2 separate regions of the Mus musculus genome follow, and region 2 is linked to region 1. The links are chromatin loops, found by intact Hi-C in ENCODE. Cell type or tissue: left cerebral cortex. All regions are shown on one strand. Each heading gives the region's core, and the rest is flanking DNA. Links, peaks and the distances in the headings are about the cores only.

Evidence for each region. Hi-C counts contacts between places; a loop is a spot of excess contacts. Peaks named below come from ENCODE experiments on the same cell type or tissue, not always from the same donor. Only the 100,000 strongest peaks of a DNase experiment are listed, where the experiment ranks them.
Region 2: a loop joins it to region 1, with 3 times the contacts of the local background. A loop is called at or near these places in 7 of 42 quality-filtered maps.

The regions. Positions count from the first base shown.
Region 1 is chr8:128,723,701-128,726,621 of GRCm38, forward strand. Itgb1 (integrin beta 1 (fibronectin receptor beta)) reads left to right here. Exons shown (of 16, transcript NM_010578.2): 14 at 496-728; 15 at 2,320-2,486. Among named protein-coding and RNA genes, the nearest start is that of Itgb1, 40 kb to the left of the region's middle. In left cerebral cortex, for the core only: a CTCF peak has its summit at 1,320 (motif pointing left); DNase peaks (open chromatin) are centred at 838 and 1,288; H3K27ac peaks cover 406 bases.
Region 2 is chr8:128,517,995-128,520,915 of GRCm38, forward strand. No RefSeq gene overlaps it. Among named protein-coding and RNA genes, the nearest start is that of Gm32643, 26 kb to the left of the region's middle. In left cerebral cortex, for the core only: a CTCF peak has its summit at 1,564 (motif pointing right); a DNase peak (open chromatin) is centred at 1,553.

The DNA.
Region 1 (2,921 bases), core at 235-2,734:
ATAGCTGTGCTCTGGATGCCAGGGTCTGTACTGGATGCTGAGCAGGTCCCCATAGCTGACTAGGAAGTAAGGTTTGTGAATCCGATGTTGGGTGAACTCTTCTTGATAAGGCTTGGTGTTACTAGGCCCCATAGTCACTGGCCTTTACTGAAGCTCCTTATTCCTCCAGTGGAGGGCACATGCTTCAGGCAGCTTCTGTAGCCAGAGGCTTCCTGGGTGCTTTGCTACTGCCAGTGGACTTAGTCCAAGGTGGGTCTGGAGAATTTATTACCTACCCCTTTATTCTTTGACAGGTTTGCCAGCCAGAGTGTTGCTGGCCTTAGTGGCCGTGGCTTGGCTGAGGCTGCTGGAAACCAGGATCTCATGTGGAGCATAATGCCTATTTCCTCTGAATGTATATTGCCCTTAGATTGGTATGGCCATTAGTTTAGCACATGAAGTATTCTAAGCAAAGTTAATCTTAATACACGCTAAGTGTAACAATTTCTGTCTTAGAGAATGTGTTCAGTGCAGAGCCTTCAATAAAGGAGAAAAGAAAGACACGTGTGCACAGGAGTGCTCCCACTTCAATCTCACCAAAGTAGAAAGCAGGGAGAAGTTGCCCCAGCCGGTGCAGGTCGATCCTGTGACCCATTGCAAGGAGAAGGACATTGATGACTGCTGGTTCTATTTCACCTATTCAGTGAATGGCAACAATGAAGCTATCGTGCATGTTGTGGAGACTCCAGGTAGAAGTCAGAGGATGCCTAGCATTGTTTCTTATGATGCCTTGCTTTTATTCTGAGTCATTGCTGGGGTTCTGGTGGCAGAAACAGCCTGTATTCTTATCTTACTATTTATATTAGGTTTATATTGGGATATTTTCTTCTCAAAGCTTAAAGTAGAATTTGGCTAATTATATAACAACTAAGGAAGGAATCAAGTTTATGTAAATGGAACCCATGCTATACTGTTGGTGCTATTTAAATCTGAGCTTGATCCAGCTTTAGGAGCCGGAAGAAGATATCCTAAAGATATTATTAATGTTGAATTTGTTCAACTTCCCGGAAACTAAGCACATTTCACCTTTGTTTTCCTAGTAGCCTTCCTTGTCACTCTGTCAGGTTTCTGGTATGGACACATTTTAGAGGATGTGGTAAACGTCTGTTCAGTGTTACAGGAAATGCTCCAACTTTTACTTCTTTTTACAAATGCTTTTAGTGTTTGAAAAAAGAGAGGACAACTTTGTGGAATTGTTTCTCTTTTGCTGGATGGGTTCCTGAGCATCAGACACATGTGGTCAGTCTTGTTAGCAAGTGCCTTTACCCACTGAGCCCTCTTGTGGTCTCTGCATTGTTCTGCAGCACCAGACAGGAGCACTGTGAATACTGTTGTATGTGCCTCTGTGTTTTTCCATTGCCTTAGCAATTTTTGAACACAGGGGCTTTATTGCTGTTTTTGTGGTGGTGTGCAGTGAACCCAGGGTGTTGCAATAGTGGCTTCCTGATTTATTTCTACAGTGTTAATGATGAGACTTTGATTGACATGGCAATAGATTACAGATTAAATTGGGGAAAATGCATCTTGATAAAATACTGTCTTTTTAAAAATTAATTTAGTATGTGGGCAGAGGGTTAGGGTTAGGGTTAGAGGGTTTTTTTCATGTGCCATGGATTTCTCCAATTACCCCAGTCATTTTTATTTGCTTGAGGACAGTCTTACCATGTAGCCCTTGGCCAGTCTGGAACTAACAACCTACATTAGGCTACTTCGAAGTTGTGGCAATCTTGCAGCCTCTGCCACTTGAATGCTAACCTATACTACCATGTCTGGCTGCCAATCATCTTTACTACTGTCTTTTATCATTACTTAGTACTTTATAATCTTGAAAAAATATTTTAATTATATATAAGCTTTTCATTATTTTTGATGCTGTTACGATTTTTTTTTAACATTTTTCAGTCTTTAGCTAAAGAAATAGATTTTATGACCCCCAAATAAATGACCTGCTGATCATATTTTCTACTGTCTTCTAAGCTCCCTTGTTAGAGCCTAGTAGCTTCTTTTTGTTTGAGACAGGGTCTTACCTTGTCTGGTCTGGAACTCACTTTGTAGATCAGGCTGACCTCAAACTCCTAGAACTCCATTTTGAGATTAAAGGTATGTGCCACCACACCTAGCCTGGAACTTAGTAGCTTTTAAATAGGTTTTTGGGACAGTGCAGTCTCTTGAGTGTTCAGCACTATTAATTTTGTAAGATCCCATCCAACTCTTTGTGGTCATGTGAACTTTGTATATACTCAGTCTTTTTATGCTCACGATTAACCTTTTCATTTGTAGACTGTCCTACTGGTCCCGACATCATCCCAATTGTAGCAGGCGTGGTTGCTGGAATTGTTCTTATTGGCCTTGCCTTGCTGCTGATTTGGAAACTTTTAATGATAATTCATGACAGAAGGGAATTTGCTAAATTTGAAAAGGAGAAAATGAATGCCAAGTGGGACACGGTAAGTTATGAAACATTACTGAGAGCAGTAGGATGGTTCCTGAAGTAAATGTAACTTATTAATGGTGAGGCTGACCTTTAAAGTCTTCTTTAAATATTTTATTTCCCCCAAAGTTCAAAATCCAAAGAAGTTGCATTTGCTGAAAACAAGAAACCTCCTATTCAATTAATAATTTAGGAGGATATGATACTCTGTATATATAGTGGCCATTGTGTTTTAGTTCTTTAGTAGGTCAGATTCTAAGTATGCTCCTCAGCTCATTTGTCTAATATAAAAGAGAATCTTAAATGATACCACCAGTGTCTCTGGCCACACTAGAGCTCCTCTTCCCCTCCATACACTCATGATTCTTTTCATATGGTTTCTGGAATATACAACCAAATTGTTATTTCTAAGGCTAGACTGAGGGGAGGGCTGACTAGAAGGTGGGATTAC
Region 2 (2,921 bases), core at 159-2,658, 210 kb before region 1:
GATAATGGTGCACACTTCATTGGTTTTCTTTACTTGTTTACTCACCATCTATTTTTGGAGAGTTGGAGGTTAAACTCAGGTCCTCATGATGTCAGCAAGTGTGCTGCCATGCAATCCCACTCCCTATGTGTACATAAGTTGATCCCTGGTATTGTAACTACTTGAAAACTATAAACCCAAGATGCAAGTAGGAAAACTGAGCTGGTCTAGAGATTGTGTAATGGAGGTAGGATTCAGAGTTAAGCCATCCAACTTCAAGGTCACAGAATTCACCTCCCTTAACTTGCTATCCTATTGACTCGTACATTTCCTGCTTCAGACCTGACAGTTCCAAACCAAAAAGTCCTCCAAGTTTTCGGTGCTCTGCCATTCATCTTTGTCTTGCTCTAACCAAGGGCCATGGGCTTGCATAAGGCAAGGAAAACTCTAGGTAATATCTATGGCTCACAACTATAGCCTAACTGGTTTCTCAAGTTATTTGTCCTGTATAAATTGTTTTTACCCAATACCCGTGATCTCTCTATAGAATGAGCTATTCCCAAGTTGCCTGTGGTACCAAATAGCTACAAAGATACTGGCAAAGAATTGGGGAGACAGCTGGGAGATAGTTCCATTGATAAAATGTTTGCCACTCAAATATAAGAACCTAACCTGGATCCCCAGCACCCACAGACGGACAGACAGACACACACACACACACACACACACACACACACACATACACATAGTAAGAGGGGGGTTGCAGATATGGCACTTGTAATTTCAGGGTTGGGGAGGCAGAGACAGATCTTTGGAGTTCACTGGTCAGCCAGTCTAGCCTATTGGTGATCTATGACAACCAAGATTGACTTCTGCAGTACACAGAGAAGGGAGAGACAGAGATAGAGAGACAGAGCAAGATAGACAGAGAGAGAGAGACAGAGAGGAAGGGAGACAGAGAGAGAGAGGGAGAGAGGGGGGGGCAGGCAGCAGGGGAAGGGGGCGAGATATTGCCTCTCTTAGAACTATAGTCAGATTGCTTCTCCTTCAATCTAGCTACAAGTAGTCCAGCTCAGCCTCTGAGTAGCATCAATACAGAGGCCTTGTAGGCTCAAGAAGCTTGGGAAAGACCCTTGACTCCACTCTGCATTTCGTCTCTATCCCTCCAAACAATCTCTATGCAAGTGAACATGACATTATTGCTCATCATCCTCTCCTTCTTAATCATCTTGATTGCCTTGTACCTTCATACCTGAAATTCCCGCATGCAGCCAGGCCTTCTCTCCTTCCTGACTGTGACAGTGTGTCACCATGGAACTGTTTCTGCCTCTCTGATCACCTCCATGTTCTCAGTAGAGCACCCTCTGTACACTGATCTTATTGTTAAATATTGATAGCAGTCTTCTCCCTTTGTGCTTACTCGATTGTTCCATTATTGGTACATATGTAGTGATTATTTGGTTTTGCCTTTCCAGCCTGTCTAATCAGGGTGAGCTGATGCTCCATGTTTAAGCTTCCATCCAAGCAGGGCTGGACTGCACTCTGATGTCTGCTCTGAAGAACTCTGTGGTACTTACTCAGCACTGCCAGTAGGGGTCACAAGGGCATTTCCCCTGGGGTTAGGAGGCTTGTAGTAAGTAACAAGACAAAGTTCCCTCAAGAGGACTCCCTAAATGTCACCAATTAAAGAAATGGCAGGTGACCAGTGTGTGTGTGAGAGGTGATCCTGAAATTTTTGTGTCTGTCTGGGGAGTTACCTCAAGTGTTCTGACAAGAATAGCCATCCCTACAGGGAATATGCTATTCAAAATCAATAGACAATTCATTTTTTTCTCTCTGTGAGTGAATTACAGAGTAGACAGTTGGATTTCAGCTTGGTCCAAGTCAGTGTCATCTGGCAACTTGACCCTCCTTTGAAGCTCCTGTTATCATTGTCACTGTGTTATGCTTTTTGACTGATGACACCTGAATTAATCTCTCCCTTCCTGCTCCCTCCCCTCCTTGGTTCCTAGAATTACCTGCTCACTCTTGAATATACAAACCAACTGTTTTTTCAATGTGAGCCTTTCTTGTCACTGCAGGCAAGAGAAGGGTACCACCTATGTCTGAAAAGGGAAGGCTGTGAGGGCTACTTTCTCTGTCTGCAGTTGCTACCACCTACATCTGCAAGTAAGTGAAGGACACTACCTTTGTTTGCAGGAGGCTGTGCACAGACTGTTCAAAGAAGCACCCTGTGAGCTTTTTTTTTCTCAATTAACTAACCTACAGCCTACAAAAGAAGGCCTTGTCTAATTATTGAGAGGAACTTAGTAACTAGTATTGGCTATTATACTAACACTAGGCACTCTCAATGGTACAGGAGTTGATAAGTCAAAGAGCAACAATGAGGTGGCTCAGATTTGAAATACATCAGGAAGCTGCTCTAGGTACAGAGTTGGGGGAAAAACCCAGCACAAACTTAGCAGGAGTCCACAACGCTACAACTAGTCCATAGCAGCTGGAGCCCCTTGGCCACCAATCAAAGGAAGCAGAGAGGGATAGAGAATGTTCTGGGCTCTTCCCAATGCCCACACTCCAATCTCCAGCCATATTCTCCATGCCTAAAGAGTAAATTGAGATGAGATGTTTAGAGAACCTAGAAATTACAAGTTAGCAGAAATTATTAGGTCAGATTTGGTCTAAGAATAAAGAAGCAACTGGTTATCTTCTGTTCTGTCACCTCCAGCACCTCAAATAAACTACATGCATTTGTTGATCAAAATATTGGCTCTGTGAGATCCATTTTCTCTACATCATTGGCCAAAGGAGTTTATGCTTTCACAGAAAAACAAGACCAACCTTTCCAGGCTACCTAAGGCATTTTCTTTTGTCTTCCATCAATTGAAATCCCTCCCACCCCAACTACACGTTTATATCTTTTGTTCCTTTGGTTTCTGCATTCC